Regions from separate parts of the Homo sapiens genome. Here region 1 is linked to region 2. Evidence: read pairs that join two places in POLR2A ChIA-PET (ENCODE). Cell type or tissue: Panc1. All regions are shown on one strand. Each heading gives the region's core, and the rest is flanking DNA. Links, peaks and the distances in the headings are about the cores only. Region 1 overlaps PIAS1 (protein inhibitor of activated STAT 1). Region 2 has its middle 53 kb from the start of RNU6-1.

Region 1 (10,741 bases), core at 2,742-10,741, 170 kb after region 2:
AATCTAAATTGAAAATATTTTTAGGGTCATATCTTCGCTCTTTTTTCTTGCTGCTGCTTAGATGAACTTGAATAACATTAAATCCAGAATAATTTATCAAGGGCTGTTTTAGATTTACCTTTTACATTATTTTAAGTTATAGAGATAATAAGTGACTACACTTCTCATTGTAATGATCTAACAGTAAATAGGGTAAAAATGGAAAGACCTCATCATCTTCATTCTTAGAGGGAATCATTTTGGTGTATATCTGTGTATTCTTATTTGGGTGGGCAGGGGGAGGTGACAGCTTTATTGAGATAAAATTAACATATCCCATTACAGTTCACCTCGTTAAAGTGCACAGTCAGGTAGTTTTTGGTATATTCACAAAGTTGTGTAACCATTAACCACAATCAGTTCTAGAATATTTTTTCACCTCGAAAAGCAACCCTACATCCTTTTAGCATCATCCCCTTCCCAAACCTTACCTCACTCTTAGCCCTAGGCGACTGATAATCTATTTTGAGTCTCTGTAGACTTGCCTATTTTGGGCATTTAATATAAATGGAATAAAAATATGTCACTTTTTGTGTCTGGTCTTGTATTCATTTTTTTCTCTGCATGGGCATTTAAATGTGTATGTCTGTATAATATTTTTAATTTATTGTGTGTGTGTATGTCTAGATGAGAACAAAACTAGGCACATAGAAGGAACTTAAGTGAATGTACATGTACATAAATATCTTTTCTAAAACTGTGAGACCATACCATATGTAGCATCCTACAGTTTGCTTTTTTTTACAATAGATAGTGAAGATCTTTCCATGACATGTCCAGACAATGAGATGGTCTCATTCTTTTTAACAGTGTGTAATATTTCCTATGTATGTTTATAGAGATTTACCTCTTGAATTTATCAGTGTATATGGTTAAAAGTTCTTAACAACTTGTTTTGATGGTTTTGCTATACACTACTGGTTTTTTTAAAAAAATAATTGCCACATTTAATGTAACCTCTGTAGTATTAATGCTGGAGTTTCACTTAACAATAGGAATGAAAACATCACAGGTAAGGGTTGTATAGCTTGAGGAGAAATGGAATGCAGGGTCTTTATGCAGTTCTGGCAGTGCTCAGCCAAAGCAATTCATTTTGTATTTGGGTTTCTGAATGTGAGCAAGCCTGTTTTTAAAAAAGCTCATGGCATAGTGCTTAAAATAGAACTTAACATGCTATCTTGTGCTTTATGGTGAATTTTAAGACTTTTTCTTGCAGTCATGCAAGTCTAATCTTAAAGATTGGAAAGATTTCAGAGTAAATATTTTTTCTCATATGTTAAAATCATCATTCTGGTCTATGGGCTTCTGTAAGTTACCCAAGAAGGGGACTGAAGAGGCACAGAACTGGCTCAGAAACTGGCTTATAGTAGATTCTCAGTAATTGTTATTTATTAAAGAATTATTTATCACATTCTGTTATTTATTATATTTTTGGGTATCTGCTGTGTATGAGGTACCAGGTTATTGGTGATTTTAATATATTATCACATATGTGTGTATATTTATTTAAATATTTCTGTTATAGCGGAATGTTTACTAAAAATTATCTTTTTAAAAATTATACAAGTAATGCATCAGTTCTTACAGAGGTTTTCAAAGTCTATTTCTCAGGCCTCTGGTGGTTCCCCGAAGTTTTTCTGAGGGTTCTCCAGGTCAAAATGATTTTCCTAATAATAGGCATTATTTACGTGCTGACATTTGCAAAATCAGTGGTGGGTAAAACTGCCAGCACCTTGGCACAAATTAAGGCATTGGTACTAAATTGTACTAGTAGTTGTGTTCTTCATCACTGTGCACTTGGAATTAAAAAAAAAAATGCCAGTTAAACTTTATGTCCTTGATGAAGCAATAAAACTTACTAATTTTATTGTATCTCAATCCTTGAGTACATTTAAAAATATATTTTGTATGATGAAATGAAAAGTACCTGTAAAACACTTTTATTGAATATCAAATCTGATGGTTAACTCAAGGAAAAGAACTTGTGCAGTTGAGTTGTGAGCTTTTTAAATGGAATACCATTTTTACTTGAAAAAATGGCTGGCAAAGTATGGTTATACAGACTAGGGTATTTGGCATACATTTTCATGAAAATAAACAAAGTGTGCCTGTCACTACAGGGAAAACAACTGACAATATTTGTTACTAATGATAAAATTTAAGCTTTCAAATGAAAATAGAACTTTGGAAGACATGTATTTGCCACTGTGAGCTTGACAGTTTCCCAATACTTGACTTTTTTGATAAGATCAGTGTGATATTAATGAATGTGTTATGTTGAAGTTGCATAGTGAAATATGTCAACATTTGGAAGAACTGCATAACTCAGTGAACTAATATTTTCCAAATAACCAATGCATGATATTACAAAATCATGCCTGGATAAAAAGATCCATTGGAAATGGAAGATAGACCAATGAATTTCAGTTTATCAGAGTGGGAAATATTCATTGATACGGTTTCAGATTCCTGCGTTGCAGCAGCCTTTAAGAACCTGCCATTTGTTGTGTTTTGGTGAAGGATCAAAGAATATCGAAAGTTATCTGAAAAGGCTAGAGCATTTTAATAAAAATACTCTATTTTTTCCCAACTCTATAGAGCTTCATAAGGCTAGATTTCCTTTATATTCTTCATCCAAAACAATCTAATACACAGATTGAATGGAAAAGTAGATGTGAGAATCAAGATGTCTTTATTAAGCTAGATGTTAAAGAGATTTGCAAAAATGTAAAACCATGATAGTCTTCTAATTTTTATTAAAAATATTTTTTAAATATGAGATTTATGTTAACAAGTAATGGATTAATTAATTAATTTGTTTTTTGAGATGGGCTTTGCCATGTCGCCCAGGCTGGTCTCGAAGTCGGGGGCTCCAGTGATCGCCTGCCTCGGCCTCCCAAAGTGTTAGGATTACGGCGTGAGACACCATGCCCAGCTATTATTTTTTTTTAAATGACAAATCTTTTAAAGTTTTCTGCTTTAACTGCAAATACAGTAAATATTGATAGATTTAATCGACATAAAGTTTTTTTGCGGGGGGGATGGTCCTCCACTTTCAAGAGTCCCAAGAGCAAAAACTTTGAAAACTTGATCTTTTTTAAAATTTAAAATTTACAGTACAGCAGTGCCTAATTTAAAATGGGACGATCCCTTTCACCTTCCCACTCATGGTATTTTTTATAACTTAAAAGGAAAAATAAGGCTGGGGGCAGTGGCTCACACCTGTAATTCCAGTGCTTTGGGGGAGACCTAGGCAGGCAGAGTGCTTAAGCTCAGGGGTTCCAGACCAGCCTGGACAACATGGCAAAACCACATCTCTACCAAAAATACAAAAAATTAGCTGGGCATGTTGATGCGCACCTGTGGTTCCAGCTGCTTGGGAGGCTGAAGTGGTAGGATTTTTTGATCCTGGGAGACAGAGGTAGCAGTGAACTGAGATCCACTGCACTCCAACTGGGTGACAGAGTGAGACCCTGTCTCGAGAAAAAAAAAAAAAAAGAAAAAATTTATTTCTAGTGATCTCTTACAAGGCAGTTTGCTAAGCAGAGTTATTTAATTAAATCCTGCATCTCTGTAAGTAATGCTAAACGGTAGTAGCTTGCATTGCACTGAACGAATGTGCTTGAAGTACTTTTTTTTTTTTTTTTTTTTTGGAGACAGGGTCTCCCTCTCTTGCCCAGGCTGGAGTGCAGTGGTATGATCATGGCTCACTGCAGCTTCGAACTCCTGGGCTCAAATGATCCTTCCACCTCAGCCTCCTGAGTAGCTAGGACTTCAGGTGCTTGCCACCATGCTCAGCTGACTAAAAGCTTTTTTTTTTTTTTTTTTTTTTTTTTTTGGAGATAGGGTCTTGCTGTGTTGCCCAGGCTGCTCTCAGACTCATGTGATCCTCATGCCTCAGCCTCCTAAAAGTGTTGGAATTCAAGGTGTTGAGCCACTGCACCTGGCTTGAAGTACTTGTAATCAGTAATGGTGTGGGAAATATATAACTTAATTTTTTCAAGGTTATGTTTTTTCTTTTTTCTTTTTTTTGAGACAGAGTCTCGCTCTGTTGCCCAGGTTGGAGTGCAGTGACATGATCTCGGCTCACCACAACCTCCGCCTCCTGGATTCAAGCAATTCTTCTGCTTCAGCCTCCCGAGTAGGATGCGCACCACTGTGCCCAGCTAATATTTGTGTTTTTAGTAGAGATGGGCTTTCACCATGTTGGCCAGGCTGGTCTTGAACTGCTGACCTCAGATCATCCACCTGCCTCAGCCTCCCAAAGTGCTGGGATTACAGGTGTGAGCCACCATGCCTGGCCTGATTGCTTTTTCTGTAGTAAAATATAAGAATCATATGAATAAATGAAAAATTCCCTAACTTAATATTAGCCAAGAACTTCCTCTCCAGCAGAGCTTAGCTCTTACCAAATATATATGATTGATTTGCATTCTACCTATTTTGTTTTTTTCCTTTCCCTTTTGTGGGATAAACTTGAAACAGGACCTAGAAATTGTAAGACTCTGAATGCTTTTCAGTTTCTTTCTGCATTTCTTTAGAGTGGTGTGTGAAAAACTTCAGCCTCTGTTCCTTAAACATCTTTCCCCAGGGTGTCAAAGTAAGACTGGAAAAGGAATATTTTTGTCCCAGAAGTTATTCTAATATGTGATTTCAAAATCAGGTAGCATCTTAAAGGTTAAAGACCTTTAAAAAAAAAGTATAGTATTTTGTGTCTAATTGAATCATAATCAGGGAAAAGAACATGAATTTTAGAATTGCCATTAGTCTTCACCTCTGAATTTAGATAGTCCCAGGAATGAGATTAATGGTCTTCTAAGTGTGAGTAGGTCTGGTCTGTCCATTTTTTCCCGAGAGGAATTCTATAATCTCTTGTTGAGGCTACTTACCTGGCTGATAATGTTTGGGGAACAAGGCAGGATAAAGGTGTCCCACTTATGAGTATGCAGACTTTGCTTAATCTCCACTTTTAGATTTGTGCCTCACCCTTGATCTTAGTTCCATGCTGGTCTGAGTCTGGAGCCTCTCTGGTTCAGTTGTTCCAGTAATCCTCTGGCCTCTTGTGTTACGAGAGGCTAGTGGGCATGGTAGGGAAGTTGTCTCATGGATATTTAGTTAGAGGAGACCTGAGGGTGTAACCATCCTGTATGTTCAGATTTTCTAACAGCCCCCTTGTACCTTGCCCCCTGTGTTTTTAGATATGCTTGCCTTTCTTTAGTATTCCCCTCTCTAGGCATTTGTAGGTTGTAGCTTCCTCTTCTGATTTAGTTACCACTGCATTGCCTGCTTTTCATCATCAAAAAGTTTGTTGAAATTTCTAGTTGGTTATTTTTTTTTCTTTTTGTCCTTGTGGATTAAAGATTTTTCTTTTTTTCTTCCCTCACTGTCATTTTGTTTCTCTTTATGGGGGGAATATGGCAGACATTTGTATATGGTGAATTCATATTTAACTGGAGGTCATTGTAAACTTTCTGTGAAGCTTATAATACAAACTATATTAATATATAATAATGATTCTTAAATAGATGCCTATGTTGAATTAAGATTTATATTGAGTGGTAGTAGAAATCGTGTTATTTTCTAAGAGAAAGCTAGGTTGCTTTTTTAAAAAAAATTAAATTATATACAGCGTAGTATGTATAACCTTATAGAAAAATGTGTAACTTATAGAAAGGTAGTAAAACAAACATCAAGCCTAATAAATAGAGCATTCTAAAACCTTGAGGCCTTCCTTTGTGCACCCTCATCCTCTCTTCCCCATTTCTTCTAGGTAACTTGTATCAATAGTGTATTTTAAAGGTGAAAACTAGGAGTGAAACAGTAGTTTTGTATATTATTATTTGTAATGTTGTCTTAAAACCATTGCATCTAATATTTTATATCATAGTCTTGTAAATTTCCAAATTTACTGTAGCATTCTTCAAAGAGGAGGATTCCGTAGGAGAAGGTGGAGAGGAAAGTTTTGGAGACCTGAAAATATGTATAGGGTGAACGTGGTGGTTCACATCTGTAGTCCCAGCACTTTGGGAGGCTGAAGTGTGCAGATTGCTTGAGTGCAGGAGTTTGAGACCAGCCTGGGCGATATGACAAAAACCTGTGTCTACAAAAAAATACAAAAAGTAGCTGGCTGAGGCATGTGCCTGTGGCCCAGCTACTTGGGAGGCTGAGGTGGGAGGATCGCTTGAGCCAGGAGGTTGAGGCTGTAGTGAGCTGTGATGGCGCCACTGTACTCCAGCCTGAAGGACAGAGCATGGCCAATATATGTGCTCATAGATTTCAGTAAGTACATCTGGTGATGTTTGTGGAAGAAGGGACTTAAGTTAATTACCACAGTGATTTACCCGGGGTTAAGTCTTTTTTTTTGAGACTGAGTTTGCACTCCTGTCACCCAGGTTGGAGTACAATGGCGCTATCTCGGCTCACTGCAACCTCTGCCTCCTGGGTTCAAGTGATTCTCCACCCTCAGCCTCCCGAGTAGCTGGGATTACGGGTGTCTGCCACCATGCTTGGCCAATTTTTGTATTTTTAGTAGAGAAGGGATTTTGCCCTGTTGGCCAGGCTGGTCTCGAACTCATGACCTCAGGTGTTCCACCCACCTCAGCCTCCCAAAGTGCTGGGATTACAGGCATGAGCCACCGCCCCTGCCCTGGGTTAAGTCTTGAAAAGTGCTCAGGCTTATGTGTCAATGCTCTCATCCACGAAGAAGTTGAATCGTCAGAGTTATGAGAAAAGTCCAGCTTTTTGGCAAGACCATTAAAGTCTGTGTTACACCTTAAATGTTTTTGTCCTTTTTTTTTTTTTTTTTTTTGAGGTGGAGTCTTGCTCTGTCACCCAGGCTGGAGTGCAGTGGCACAATATTGGCTCACTGCAACCTCCACCTCCTGGGTTCAAGCCATTCTCCTGGCTCAGCTGCCCCAGTAGCTGGGATTACAGGTGCGCACCACCGTGCCCAGCTAATTTTTGTATTTTTAGTAGAGACGGGGTTTCACCATGTTGGCCAGGCTGGTCTCGAACTCCAGACGTCGTGATCCGCCCACCTCAGCCTCCCAAAGTGCTGGGATTACAGGCGTGAGCCACCGCACCCGGCCTTGTCCATTATTTTTTTGGATACATTTAAAAAACTCTTAGTAAAACATAAAAATAGTTATTCCTTTACTGGGCTTATAATAAGTATTCTTTGTGGCTATAGGTATTCTCTGCTAAATCTTGCAAACAAGCATTCTCCCTTACGCTCCCCTCCTCCTTCCTTTTGCCCGTTTGACCTTTGGTATCACATTTACTTAAAGCAAGGTTCTTATCCAGTCATTCTATCAATAAAAATGAGTGCTGATTTATATGCCAAATCAGCTGTGTTAAATGCTCACACATCATTTGGGAATGAAATAGAGTTTTTGCTTTTGTGAAATTACATTCTAGGCTGGGCACGGTGGCTCATGCCTGTAATCCCAGCACTTTGGGAGGCTGAGGCGGGCGGATGACAAGGTCAGGAGATCGAGACCATCCCGGCTAACACGGTGAAACCGCGTCTCTACTAAAAATACAAAAAATTAGCCGGGCGTGGTGGCGCGGGAGCCTGTAGTCCCAGCTACTTGGGAGGCTGAGGCAGGAGAATGGTGTGAACCTGGGAGGCGGAGCTTGCAGTGAGCCGACATTGTGCCACTGCACTCCAGCCTGGGTGACAGAGCAAGACTCCGTCTCAAAAAAAAAAAAAAAAAAAGAAATTACATTCTAGTACTCCTGTAACTATATGAAAAATAGTTTGGTTCTCTTGTACCTTTCCATATTTGAATTTTTATAGAGAGCAGATGTTTTAATAATTAGGAAGAACTTTATTTTGGGAAATGTTTTCTGGAATATGAATTAACAATGTTAAATGCATTGTTAAAGTTTAATAGTCATTTGTTGTATATATGCTTCCTAAAGGTAGTTTTTGGAGGAAGGAGATGTGGGAGGAGCAAGGAAAAGATATGAAAGAGTTATTGTAGGAAGTTTGATTGCTGGCTCACTGGAAAGTTTAGTGAGATGCCTGTGCCCATTGAGATTGACGACTGTGGATGTAAAATAACATCCATCTGCATGAGTGCATGCATTCTTTTCTCCTACAAAGTGGGAACTAGTTGAATGTGCCAGGCATGGAGGGACAATGGAATTTTGCAAAGAAATGTTTAGGGGCTAATGGATAGGGCATGACAACATCAATGAATTAGAGATCTTTGTGAATTGAATTCTTGAAATGAAGCAAGTAAGAAAAGGAGGTTGTAGTTGGAAAATGAAATGTTCGAGTTAGTGATTTTGAGGGTGGTGCAGGTTCTGCTGGAAATGTCTAAGATGTGGCCTCGGAAGTGGGTAGCTGAGGGTGGAAAGTAATGATGAGGAGTTAAGTTGGAGCCTGAATGGCCAAGGCAGGTACTAAAACTTTACTTCAGTGAATGACAGGATGACCTAGAAGATGGACTGTCCAGTACTATGGCCACTAGTTCTGTGTGGGTATTGAGAACTTGAAATATGGTTAGTCCTAATTAAGATTTGCTGTAAGTGTAAAACATACTGGATTTCGAAGACATAGTATGAAAAAAAGAATGGAAAATATCTCATTAATGATTGATATTGATTGCATGTTGAAATAATATTTTGTTTATTGGATTAAGTAAATATATATCATTAAAATTAATTTCACCTACTTGTAATTTTTTGAAATAGAGATGTGGCCTCACTATGTTGGCCAGGCTGGTCTTGAACTCCTGGGCTCAAGTGATTGTCCTACCTCAGCCTCTGAAAGCGTTGGGATTACAGGCATGAGCCACTGTGCCTGGCCTTTTTACTTTTTAAAATGTGGCTAGTAGCACATTTAAAATTACGTGTGTGTCTCAATATTTGCAGCTTACATTGTATTTCCTTTGAACAGCACTTTTCTAGAGATATTACTGCTCATAAGTAGAATGGGAATTAGGTGGGAGGACAATTGTAGGGGTTTGTAGAACCCAGTGGCAGAATCCTTTGGGAGAGGGAGTGGACATTGAGGCTTATTTTCATTGAGTTGCTGGTGCTTTCTCTTCTGCTGTTGTTTGTTCTTGGAATTAATGACCTTCTTTTCACCCCCGCCCCCCCGCCCCTACCTCCCTTCCCTCCATGGAGTGGCTAACCCCAGGGAGTTTGCTTCATTCTTTTTTTTTTTTTTTTTGACAGAGTCTCACTCTGTCGCCCAGGTTTAAGCAATTCTCTGCTTCAGCCTCCTGAGTAGCTGGGATTACAGGTGCATGCCACCATGCCTGGCTAATTTTTTGTATTTTTAGTAGAGACGGGGTTTCACCATGTTGGCCAGGCTGGTCTTGAACTCCTGACCTTGTGATCCACCTGCCTCGGCCTCCCAAAGTGCTGGGATTACAGGCGTGAGCCACTGCGCCTGGCCAGCTTCATTCTTTTGAGGAGAAAAATAATAAACGATAATAGAAAGCAGTACCAACAAAACAAATAACCATGTAAATCTAAGTAGTTAACAATGTATTCATAAGAGGAAGAGGTCACTTCTGGCTAAGCTTATTTCAGACTGGGCCTTAGAAGAGTTTTGGAAGTTGGTGGCCAGGCACAGTGGCTCACACCTGTAATCCCAGCACTTTGGGAGGCTGACGTGGGGCGGAACACTTGAGCCCTGGAGTTTGAGACCAGCCTGGCCAACTCTACAAAAAACAGAAATTAGCCATGGGGAGTGACGTCAATCTGTAGTCCCAGCTACTTGGGAGGCTGAGGTGGGAGGGCTGCTTGAGCCTGGGAGGTCAAGGCTGCAGTGAGCCATGATCATGCTACTGCATTCCAACCTGGGTGACAGAGTGAGACCCTGTCTTTAAAAAAAGAAAATTAAAAAAGGTGATTACTGGGATATTCTTTGAAGCAAGGGTAACAGCATGAGCAAAGGTAATGAGGAGAGAAAACATTGAGGTATGTTTGCGGAACAGCTACTAGATCCACATGTGGATATCTGTGTAAGAGAGTAATAAGAGTTAATGGGAAGTTGGCCGGGCGCAGTGGTTCATGCCTGTAATCCCAGCGCTTTGGGAGGCTGAGATGGGCGGATCATGAGGTCAGGAGATCGAGACCATCCTGGCTAACATGGTGAAACCCCGTCTCTACTAAAAATACAAAAAAAATTAGCTGGGCGTGGTGGCGGGCACCTGTAGTCCCAGCTACTCGGGAGTCTGAGGCAGGAGAATGGCGTGAACCCAGGAGGCGGAGCTTGCAGTGAGCTGAAATCAGGCCACTGCACTCCAGCCTGGGTGACAGAGCGAGACTCCATCTCAAAAAAAAAAAAAAAAAAAAAAAAAAAAAGAGTTATGGGAAGTTGGGGCCAGATTGTTATGAGAATTTTCCACATTGAAACTATGTATGGAGTCTGAAACTATGTTGAATGCTATAAAGGAAAGGGACAGAATTCTGTAAGAACATTAACTAGGAAACCTGACTGAGTTAGTGTACTCAAAGAAGTCTTCCCTATTTCTGAACCATCTGAACTACAGACTTCCTCCACATCCAAGTCTTTTCAAATCTTCTTAATGTTATGCCTTCCTTTCCTTCTCAGTTGTTACCGTCACTATTTCAGACTCTTGTAGTGTCAATTTTGTATTCATAAAACAGCCTCTAAATTGGTATCATATCTTACATCCCTTTTCAAATTATTTACTCTTCAATTAGATTTATTTTTTTATGT
Region 2 (10,693 bases), core at 2,694-10,693:
AGACAAGTCCTCACTGTATTGCCTAGGCTGATCTTGAACTCCTGGGCTCAAGGGATCCTCCCACCTTGGCCTCCCAAAGTGCTGGAATTACAGGCATGAGCCACTGCACTTAGCGCTCTTATTTATTGTCTATTGAGCATCTACTTTGTGTCCTGAGCTAGGCTTGGGGAAGTTATCAAATACTAAATCCTATGTATAGTTTTTTTAATTAAAAAAATATTAATTTATAGAGACAAGGTCTCACTATGTTGCCCAGATTGGTCTTGAACTCCCGAGCTCAAGCAATCCTCTTGCCTTGGCCTCCTAAAGTGCTAGGGTTACAAGCGTGAGCCACTGTGCCTGGTCATATGTGTAATGTTACCCTCAAAACACTTTAGTTTGGCTCCTGCTGGGGGATAATGCAAAGCACAGTAGTACTAACTCTTTATGTTGTTTTCTCTGTGCCAGGCACTGTTCTGGACCCTGGGAGTAGCAGGGTTGGAATTTGAATGCAGGGGTCTGGTTCTAACCACCCTGCCTCTCTGTACAAGTAATCCCAGTGCAAAAGACAAAGCAAGATGTGTTCTAATAAAGGGGAGATGAAGAACTATGAGAATTCAGAGGACCCAGTGATGGCTTCCAGCTGGGCATACCAGGGAAGGCTCTTTGTTAAACTTCACTTAGTGAACACCTATGGAGCTTTTATAGACAATACACATCCCTAAGCACTGGGGGAGTAAAGAAGCACATAAAACCAATGGGAAACATATAATTTGGTGGGAGAGAAAGAAAACAGACTCAACAAGCAAATGTCAAATGGCAGGTTGTGACACAAGCTACAAAGGAAACACAGGCTTCCTTGACGATAATACTCGGGGTGTGGTGGGGATTGGCACCTTGGTCAGGACAGCCTTGGAGGAGGCAGCTCTGAAACACTGAGCACTGTGAGACGAGGAGCCAGCCATGGGAGGAACTGTGGGGGATATTCTAGGTGCCAGAATGAGCAAAAGCCTGGAGGCAGAAGGGTGTCTTGGTATTATATGTTTTAAATACCATCGGAAGCTAATATGGAAGGGACACAGGGAGCAAGGAGCAAGTGGCTAAAGATGAAGTTGCAGAGTAGATACGGGCCAGTTTCTAAGAACTTTCTAACCTAAAAGAACTTCCTGAAAGTGGCTGAATAGCCTGGAGGTAAGGACAAGAACATCCACTCCACGTGCAGCTGTGATGGACCAGGCTCTATACATGCTCTTCACACAGTGTTGTATTCAAACTTGCCTACGACTCACTTGGCAAGATAGGGAGCTGAGGATTGGGTTTTATTCCCAGTGTGTAGGGAAGCCACTGAAGGGTTTTAAGCAAGGAAGTAGCATGGCTGGATTGATATTGTAGAAAGATCCTGTGGGCTGCTGTGGGAATGGAGTGAATGTTTGCAAGGGAGGAATGGGGGGACCAATTACCTGACTACTGCAGTCACCTGGGCAAGAGAGAGAATGGAGATTTGGCTAGAATGATGGCAGTGGACAGGAAGAGAGATGGATTTGAATTATATTTCAGAGGTGAGGCTGAGAGAAGATGTTGATGGATTAGATTAGGGTGGGGTAGGGAGAGGAAGGAAACGGATATATGCTCATTTTAAGTGACTCAAACAATTCAGAAAAGTATAATGAAGAAACCATTTAAAATCCTCTAAAATCCACTTGCCCAGAGAGTACTATTAACTTGATGGAGACACCCTGCTAGACAGCTTTCTATCCCCAAACATAGGGAATAAATGGGCTCCTTCAGTTGAAAACCACAGAGATCCACTGAAGCTGACTTATGTACCAGATACTTTGTTTCGAGGACTTAGGGGTGTCTCCTGGAACTGCACACCAGTCAGCTTCATGAAGAACTGGAAGCAGTGCAGAAAGCCGGGAATACAGGGGCCTCTTTTTTCTCTCTGGGGCTTACCATCTACTTCTCCCTGCCTCCTCTAGTCTTCTCTTCTTTGGCTGACTGACCTTGGTGTGCACACTCCATGTGGCTGCCCTCCCTTGCTTTGTATTACTCCCCAACTCCAGCATCTAACAAGATGTGCTGATGGCCTTGAGTCACAGATCCCATTTTCTGGGAGAGAAAATGGGATCCAGCACACTGACGATGAAGTGGTCCATTCTTTGTGTATTGGTCTGTTTTCACATTGCTATAAAAAACTATCTAAAACTAAGTAATTTATAAAGGAAAGAGGTTTAATTGACTCACAGTTCTGCATGGCAGGGGAGGCCTCAGGAAACTTACAGTCATGGTGGAAGGCAAAAGAGAAGCAAGGTATGTCTTACATGGTGGCAGGAGAGAGAAAACGAGCAGGGAACTGCCACACACTTTTAAACCATCAGATCCAGATCTCTTGAGAACTCAATCACTATCATGAGAACAGCATGGGGGAAACCACCCTCATGATGCAATCACCTCCCACCAGCTTCCTCCCCTGATTACAATTTGACATGAGATTTGGGTGGGGACACAGAGTCAAACCATATGACTTTGCAGGATGGAGAAAGGTCACTGGTACAGATGCAGGTAGGCTGTTTCCTTTGGTGGTGGGAAGATGAGGTGGCTCTCCTGGATGCTGCTTTTATTTCAAAGGAATGGGTGAGGTTGTCAGGTGTGAAGCTGAGAGTGGATTGGGGATGGGATGGGATGTTTTCTAAAAAACAAGAAGATATGAAATAATTTGTGTTTGAGAGTAGAGACATGAATGAGTGCTGATGGCCCACTTGAGGTTTGTGGTCATAAATGTAAAGAGAGATTAGTGGACAGAGTTGTTTTCTTCCAGTCACATCTAGCTGCTCAGGTGAAGGGAATTTGCTCTGGCCATTTTTCAGGACAATATAATGAGGAAGAGAGGGGCCAGGAGTGGTTATTGTGTTAGAATCTAAAGGGATAATTAAGAAAGTGAGAAGATAAGTGAAGGGATAGGTAGTGAAAACATTAGGAACTCTGGCTGGGGTTGAAGAGTTATTGAGTCAGGATACTAGAGTGAGAGAGCTGGAAATATTGGAAGGGTTGGCCAAAGAGTGAGGTGGGGTGCTAAAAATGATGATTTTAAGGTGGTGAAGCAGTCATTGCTGACAGTCCAGGGCCTGACCATGGCAGCAGGAGACTGAGGCCATAATGAGTACAAGACAGCTGGAGAGGAAGAGATCAGGAGTCTGGGCAGCCAGCCTCCTACCTGGCCCTAGTGGTTCTCATGAGGTGTATTCACTCCCCTTGACTAGTCCCTCCTGTGCTCATTGGGGCTGGCATGTGTAATAATAACTGTATGTCTTCTGAGGCTGTGTTCTAAAAGACATTGCAGCTTCTGTCTTTGTTCTCTTGGATTGTCTCAGGGAAGCCAGCCACCACGCCATGAGGACACTCAAGCAGCCCTGTGGAGAGACCTACCTAGTTAACCAACCAGCACGAATTTGTCAGGCATGTGAGGGAGCCACGTTGGAAGCTAATCCTCCAGCCCCAGTCAAGCCTTCGGATGATTGTGGCAGCCCCAGGAGATAGGCTACAGCAGCATCGGAGACTCTCAGCCAGAGTCATCTGTCTCTGGCTCCCCAAAGCCTGCCCATAGAAACTGTATGAGATCATAAGTGCTTATTGAGTTGTTTTGTTAATTTGGTTTTTGTTTGTTGTTGTCATTGTTGAAACAGAGTCTTGCTGTCATCCAGGCTGGAGTGCAGTGGTGCGACCTTAGCTTACTGCAACCTCCACTTCCTGGGTTCAAGCGATTCCCCTGCCTAAGCCTCCCTGCTTCAGCTGGGATTACAGGCATGCACCACCACACCCAGCTAATTTTTTTTGTTTTGTTTTGTATGTTTGTTTGTTTAGTACAGACAGGGTTTCATCATGTTGGCCAGGCTGGTCTCGTACTCCTAACCTCAAGTGATCAACCTGTCTTGGCCTCCCAAAGTGCTGGGATTACAGGCGTGAGCCACTGTTCCCAGCCTATTTTGTTAATTTGTGATTTGTTACACAATAGATAAGTAATACAGAACCTGAAAATCTAGGATGTTGGATGGGTTTTTGATACCGGAGTTGGTTGAAATCACAAAATGGTGAGTACTGCTGATGGTGAGAGAGGCTAAGAGCCAGCATCTAAAATCTTCAGGGAGTAAGGGAGATTATCCAGGAGGCTTCAATGAGAACAGTGAGTGGTATAGCCTAAGGACACGAACTTCAAGGGAACAGAATTTTGTAGAGAAAAGGAAGGATAATTAGTCTAGAAAAGGCAGTGTACAGCCAGGAGGGTACCTACCCCTCCTCCAGGTCTGTAGTATATGGGGTGTAGGAGAAAAACCAGCCCCTGCTTTAAAGGGCCACAAAAAAGCAACGTCCTCAGGCACAACCAGATTTTAGTGAAAGCAGGAAGGGGAAATGAATGTTTGGAGGAGAGGTTGAGGATTGAGGACATTTTCCTGAGGGTGGACCATGAATTTCAGGGTCACAGTGGAAGAATGGAGGAAGTAGGGAAGGGTGGGAAACTGGTTAGATTAAGGGATGTGATAAGAGTCTGGGTGATGATGGATTACCTCAGAGTCTTGGATATGGGGCGGCTATTGAGATAAATAGGGATGTGAGGCATGCGGGTGAGTCTGGAGGGTCTCAGAGAGGAAAATGGGTAATTAGTTTCTTCTCAGGGTTCATGCTTTATGCAGTTTCCAATGGTGAGACAAAAGAGAGCTGGTCTTCCCAGGAACACTAAAGACCTCTTTTCTTTTGACAGGGTCTTACTCTGTTGCCCAGGCTGGAGTCCAGTGGCATGATCTTGGCTCACTGCAGTCTCGACCTCCTGGGCTCAAGCGATCCTCCCATCTCAGCCTCCCAAGTAGCTGAGACTCCAGGCATATGCCATCATGCCAGGAGCCTTTAGCAGGCATGTCCTGCTAAAATTTTGGTTGTATTTTGTAGAGACGTGGTCCCACTATATTTCCCAGTGTGCGTCTTGAACTTCTGAGCTCAAGCAATCCTCCTGCCTTGGCCTCCCAAAGTACCGACCGGGATTAAAGGTGTGAGCCACCAAGCCCAGCCAAAGACCTCTTATAAATGCTGTTATAGGTAGTGTAGGGGCCATGAAAAGAGTTTTGCAAAAAGAAAAATTGTTCATATTTGAGAAGAAGTTCTTTGTCTTTTTTTTTTTTTTTTTTTTTTTTTTTTTTTTTTGAGACAGAGTCTTGCTCTGTTGCCCAGGCTGGAGTGCAGTGGCGTGATCTCGGCTCACTGCAACCTCCATCTCCCAGGTTCAAGCAATTCTCATGTCTCAGCCTCCTGAGTAGCTGGGATTACAGGCTGCACCACCACACCCAGCTAATTTTTGTATTTTTAGTAGAGAGAGGGTTTCACCATGTTGGCCAGGCTTGTCTCCAACTCCTGACCTCAAGTAATCTGCCTGCCTTGGCCTCCTAAAGTGCTGAGATTACAGGCCTGAGCCAATGCGCCTGGCCTGTTGGATCCTTTTATCTTTTTCTTATTGCTTTATAAATGATTTATATATTCTGGCTACAAGCCCTTTGTCAGTTCTATGTGTTGTAAATACCTTCTCCCATTTCATGACTTGCATTTTCACTATCTTAATGCTGTCTTGAAAAACAGAAGCTCCAATTTACCAATCTTTTCCTTTATAATTAGGGCTTTTGTATATCTTGACCAAGAAATCTTTCTTTACTCCAAAGTCTGAAAAACATTCTGGTATATTATATTCTAAAAGTTTTATTGGTTTGCCTTTCATATTTAGACTGTAATACATCTGGAATTTATTATTCTGTGTAGTGTGAAATAAAGGTAATTTTCATTTTTCCTATATAAATATCTAGTTGACCTAGTACCATGTACTGAAAAGACTTTCCTTTCCCTACTGCAGTACAGTGCCACCTTTGTGGTATATCATATGACAACAAGTTCATGTGTCTGATTCTGGGCTTTCAATCTGTTCTGTGGTCTATTTGTTTGTTCTTGTTCCAATACTACACTGTTTTAATTACCATGGCTTCATGAGTCTTGTTAATTGTTTGTAACTCCTCCCATTTTGTTCGTCTTCTTTAATAATGTCTTGATTATTTTAGGCTCTCTGAATTTTCAGATACATTTTAGAATCAGTTTGAAAATCTTGGCTTGGCGTGGAGGCTCATGCCTGTAATCCCAGCACGTTGGGAGGGTGAGGCGGGAAGATTGCTTGAACCCAGGAGATTGAGACCAGCCTGGGCAACATAGTGACACCCCATCTCTACAAAAAATATAACAATTAGCCAGGTGTGGTGGCACATGCCTGTGGTCCCAGCTACTCAGGAGGCTGAGGTGGGAGGATTACATGAGCCTGAAGGTCGAGGTTGCAATGAGCTGTGATTGGGCCACTGCACTCCAGCCTGGGTGACAGGGCAAGACCCTGTCTCAAAAAAGAAAAAAGAAAAAAAGAAAATCTCCACAATAACAGCCTATTAGGATTGGCACTGGGGTTGCATTGGCCCTGTAAATTGATTGGGGGAGAACTGACCTCTTTATGTTATTCAGTAGCCAATCCATGAATATCCAGTCCATAAACATCCTACATCTTTTTGTGTAGAAATGTAAGTGATGTTTGTAAATTGATTTTATACCTAGCGTCCTTGCTAAATTCACTTATTAATTCTAATAATGACAGTTTTGTTTCTTTCTATCCAGGCCTCATATCTCTCACATATATATATATATATATATATATATATATATATATATATATATATATATTTTTTTTTTTTTTTTTTTTTTTTTTTTTTGCCTTATTATACTAGCTATGACCTCTGGTACAATGTCTTAAGTAGCTTTATTCATGGTCGCAAAGGGAACACTTTCAACATTTCACTGGTAAGATTGATATTTGGAAGCCGAGGATAGCCTGTAGTCTCAGCTACTTGCAGCCACTTGGGAGGGTGAGATGGGAGAATTGCTTGAGCCCAGGAAGCAAAGGTTGCAGTGAGCCAAGATTGCCCTACTGTGCTCCAGCCTGGGGGACAGAGCGAGACAAAACAAAAAATTTATTGGCTGACATTTTTCTTACTTCCTGAGGTATATGCTTAGGTAATTGATTTTCAGCCTTTCTTGTTTTGGGATATATGTGTTTATAAGTCTATACATTTCTCTCTAAGCACAGGAAGTTCTGATATGTCATACTTTCATTATCATTCATCTCAAAATATTTTCTGATTTCCACCATAACTTGTTCTTTAACCATCCTGGTTCAATTAAGAAGCATTCTTAGGCCATGCGTAGTGGCTCATGCCTATAATCCCAGCACTTTGGGAGGCCAAGAATCACTTGAAGCCAGGAGTTTGAGACCAATCTGGTCAACATGGCGAAACCCTGTCTCCACCAAAAATACAAAAATTAGCTGGATGTGGTGGTGCAGCCTGTAATCCTAGCTACTCAGGAGGCTGAGGAATGAGGACTGTTTGAACCTGGAAGGCGGAGGTTGCAGTGAGCCGGGATTGCACCACTGCACTCCAGCCTGGGCCACAGAGCGAGACTCTGTCTCAAAAAAAAAAAAAAAGAAGAAGAAGCATTCTTAGTTTCCAGATACATGAGAGTATTCCAATTTCCTTTTTGTTATTAGTTTCTAGCTTAATTGAAGTGTAGTCAAATTTACTCCTTATGATTTCAATGTTTTAGAGGTTGTTAAGACTTATTTTATTGCGTAGCATGTAGTAAATTTTAATAAATGTTCTTTGTATTCAATTACATGATTCCATCTTGTTTATTGGGTGCAGTGTTCTACAGTTGTCAATAAGGTCAAGTTTGCTAATCATATGCAAATTTTCTATATCCTTCTAACTTTTGACAGCTTGTTCTATCACTTAAGGAGAGAAGTGTTTTAAAGTAAGCCTGTGTGAATATGTCTTTTCTCCTTTTTGTTTCTATTTTTGCTTTATGTACTTTGAGGCTAAATATTGAGTATAAATAAAGTTAGATGTACTTTATCTTTCTAGAATCAAATTTTTTTTCATTATGGAATGTTCCTCTTTATTTAGTAATGCTTTTTTGCTTTGAAGACAATTTTGTCAGTTTTAACTTTCAAACTTTCTGTATTCTTATATCTTACAGTTGTTTCTTGTAAACATACAGTAGGGCTTTGTTGTTTTTTATATAGCCTGACAATCTTTGTCATTTAATTGGAGCATTTAGTCCATTTACATTTAATATAATGTAAATGGTCATTGATTTTTCATCACTTTTTGTTAGTTATTATTTTTATTTAATTCTAACATTAATTATTTGCTTGCAACTTGTTCCTCTGTTTTATGTTCTTCCCCCCCATTCCTTCTTCTCTTCCTTTGAAATGGCTTTTAAAACTGTTAATAGAACTATAATGTATGTACAGAAAAAGGCCTAAATCTTAAGTGCATACCTTGATGAACTTCATCAAGTTAGCTTCATAAGCTGAGCAGACATAAAAGACCACATAAACTGAGCACATGTGTATAACTGAGGCAGGAGAATAGGGAATTAAGGTAGCCAAGGATTGGGTAATAAGCAAAGCAGTTAGGTTGGAGCATAAGCAAAGGAGTAGCAGGTGCAGCCAGTTCACAGAAGCAAGAAAACAGCAGGTGCAGCCAGTTCTAGGCAAGATTGGGCAGCATACAGGCCACCTCTTTACTCCTGTGATAAGACAGAAGTTTCCACTTCGGCCTCTGATTGACTGGTCCAAGCCTCCACTTTAGCCTCTGAATAGTCACAGGGCAATCCTTTATAGGTTGTAACCAATTGGAGGCCTCTAAAAGCACCTAGGGGTGTTGCCAAAGTCCTTTGGCTTCATAAAAACCCCGGGGAGCATTGCGGTGAAGAAGCGCTTGAGCTGCTTGTTTGAGCTTTCTCCCGCTCTGTGAGTTGTACTTTCGCTTCTTCGATAAATCTGTGCCTTTATTACTCTGTTCTTTTGTTGTTTTGTTTGTGCATTTGTTGCTTCTTTTGTTGCTTTGTGTGTTTTGTTTACTCTTTGCACAACACACCAAGAACCTGGACAACTCACAGTCAAGACCTTCTATCCAGTAACATACTTTGGTGGGCCAGCCAGAAGGTAAGCCCAAATTTTGGGATTTGTTTTTCCTTTTCTTTGTCAAAGCTGTCATTTGTGGGCATGAGTTGAACAGATAAAAGCCAGTAGGGTGCCCGTCGCTTGAAGTCTTCTGTGACAGGATAACTTGGTCATAGAACAGGACACTTAGGTCCTGCTGAGATCAAGACAAATTCGTGCAACAGACAGGTTTTTGTTTGTACGGCAAAATGTCTTTGAGGAGGTTAGACCCCTCAGGCCAGGCACGGTGGTTCATGCCTATAATCCCAGTACTTTGATAGGTCGAGGCGGGTGGATCACTTGAGGTCAGGAGTTCGAGACCAGCCTAGCTAACATGGTGAAACCTCATCTCTACTAAAAATTCAAAACTTAACCAGGTGTGGTGGCACATGTCTGTAGTCCCAGCTGCTTGGGAAGCTGAGGCAGAATAGCTTGAACCTGGGGGCAAAGGCTGCAGTGAGCTGAGATGGTGCCACTGCACTCCAAGCTGGGCGACAGAAAGAGACTCTGTCTCAAAAAAAAAAAAAAAAAAAAAAGGAGGTTAGACCCCTCATTTTCTGATTCCTATACTGGTCTTGTTGATGATTTGTCGGGAAGTAGTAGTGCAGAATTACTTTTCCACTTATTTATATTCCTCTTTAAGAGTGGGGAAAGAGACTGCTGTTTCATGAATTCTTTATATTTCTCTTAGAGTGGGGCAAAGGATTCCTGTTTTATGCAGAATTCTGCTTTCATGAGAACCCGGAATTTTTAATGGTTTGTAGGGATAAATCCGAGACTTTATTGTTAATGGTTTTAAGGTACATTGCAAGGTCTCTTGTTTCATGAGGGTTACAGGCTGAAGAAGGATCACATGAGTCCAGGAATTCAAGACCAGACTGGGCAACATGGTGAAACCCCATCTCTATTTTTTTTAAAAAAAGTAAATAATGTAATAAAATAATCATAGGCCAGGTGCGCTGGCTCACTCCTGTAATCCTAGCACTTTGGGAGGCTGAGGTGGGCAGATTACTTAAGGCCAGAAGTTTGAGACCAGCCTGGCTAATGTGGTGAAACCCCGTCTCTACTAAAAATGCAAAAATTAGGCAGGTGTGGTGGTGCATGCCTCTAGTCCCAGCTACTCAGGAGACTGAGGCAGGAGAATTGCTTGAACCTGGGAGGCAGAGGTTGCAGTGAGCCGAGATCATGCCACTGCACTCCATTCTGGGCAACAGAGCAAGACTCTGTCTCAAAAAACAACAAAATAAAATAATTAGAAACATGTTTGTGTCTGTCTCATTTTGCTCAAAATTATTTGTAAAATTAATCCATGTTTGTATTAGTCTGTAAATCTGCCATAGCAAAGTATTAGACTTGGGTGGCTTAAACAATAAAAATTAGTTGTTCTGTAGGCAAGAAGTCCAAAATCAAGGTCTATCAGGGTGGTTTCTGGTTAGGCTTCTCTTCCTGGCTTGCAGACAGCTGCCTTCTTGCTGTGTCCTCAAGTGACCTTTCCTTTGTGTGTGTGCAGAAAGAGATTTCTGGTCTCCTCCTCCTGTAAGGACACCCGTCCTATTGGATTAGGGCCCCATCCTTATGACTTCATTTAAACTTAATTACCTTATTCAGGGTCCTATCCCCAAATACAGTCACACTGGAGGT

Evidence for each region. ChIA-PET counts read pairs that join two places held together with the same protein. Peaks named below come from ENCODE experiments on the same cell type or tissue, not always from the same donor. Only the 100,000 strongest peaks of a DNase experiment are listed, where the experiment ranks them.
Region 1: POLR2A ChIA-PET joins it to region 2 with 5 read pairs; 8 of 35 experiments call an interaction of 5 or more read pairs at or near these places.

The regions. Positions count from the first base shown.
Region 1 is chr15:68,062,067-68,072,807 of GRCh38, forward strand. The region is part of intron 1 of PIAS1 (protein inhibitor of activated STAT 1); the gene reads left to right. Among named protein-coding and RNA genes, the nearest start is that of PIAS1, 13 kb to the left of the region's middle. RefSeq lists an enhancer at 7,585-8,085. In Panc1, for the core only: no CTCF peak of the experiment used is centred there; no DNase peak of the experiment used is centred there; H3K27ac peaks cover 557 bases.
Region 2 is chr15:67,887,302-67,897,994 of GRCh38, forward strand. No RefSeq gene overlaps it. Among named protein-coding and RNA genes, the nearest start is that of RNU6-1, 53 kb to the left of the region's middle. In Panc1, for the core only: no CTCF peak of the experiment used is centred there; no DNase peak of the experiment used is centred there; H3K27ac peaks cover 4,752 bases.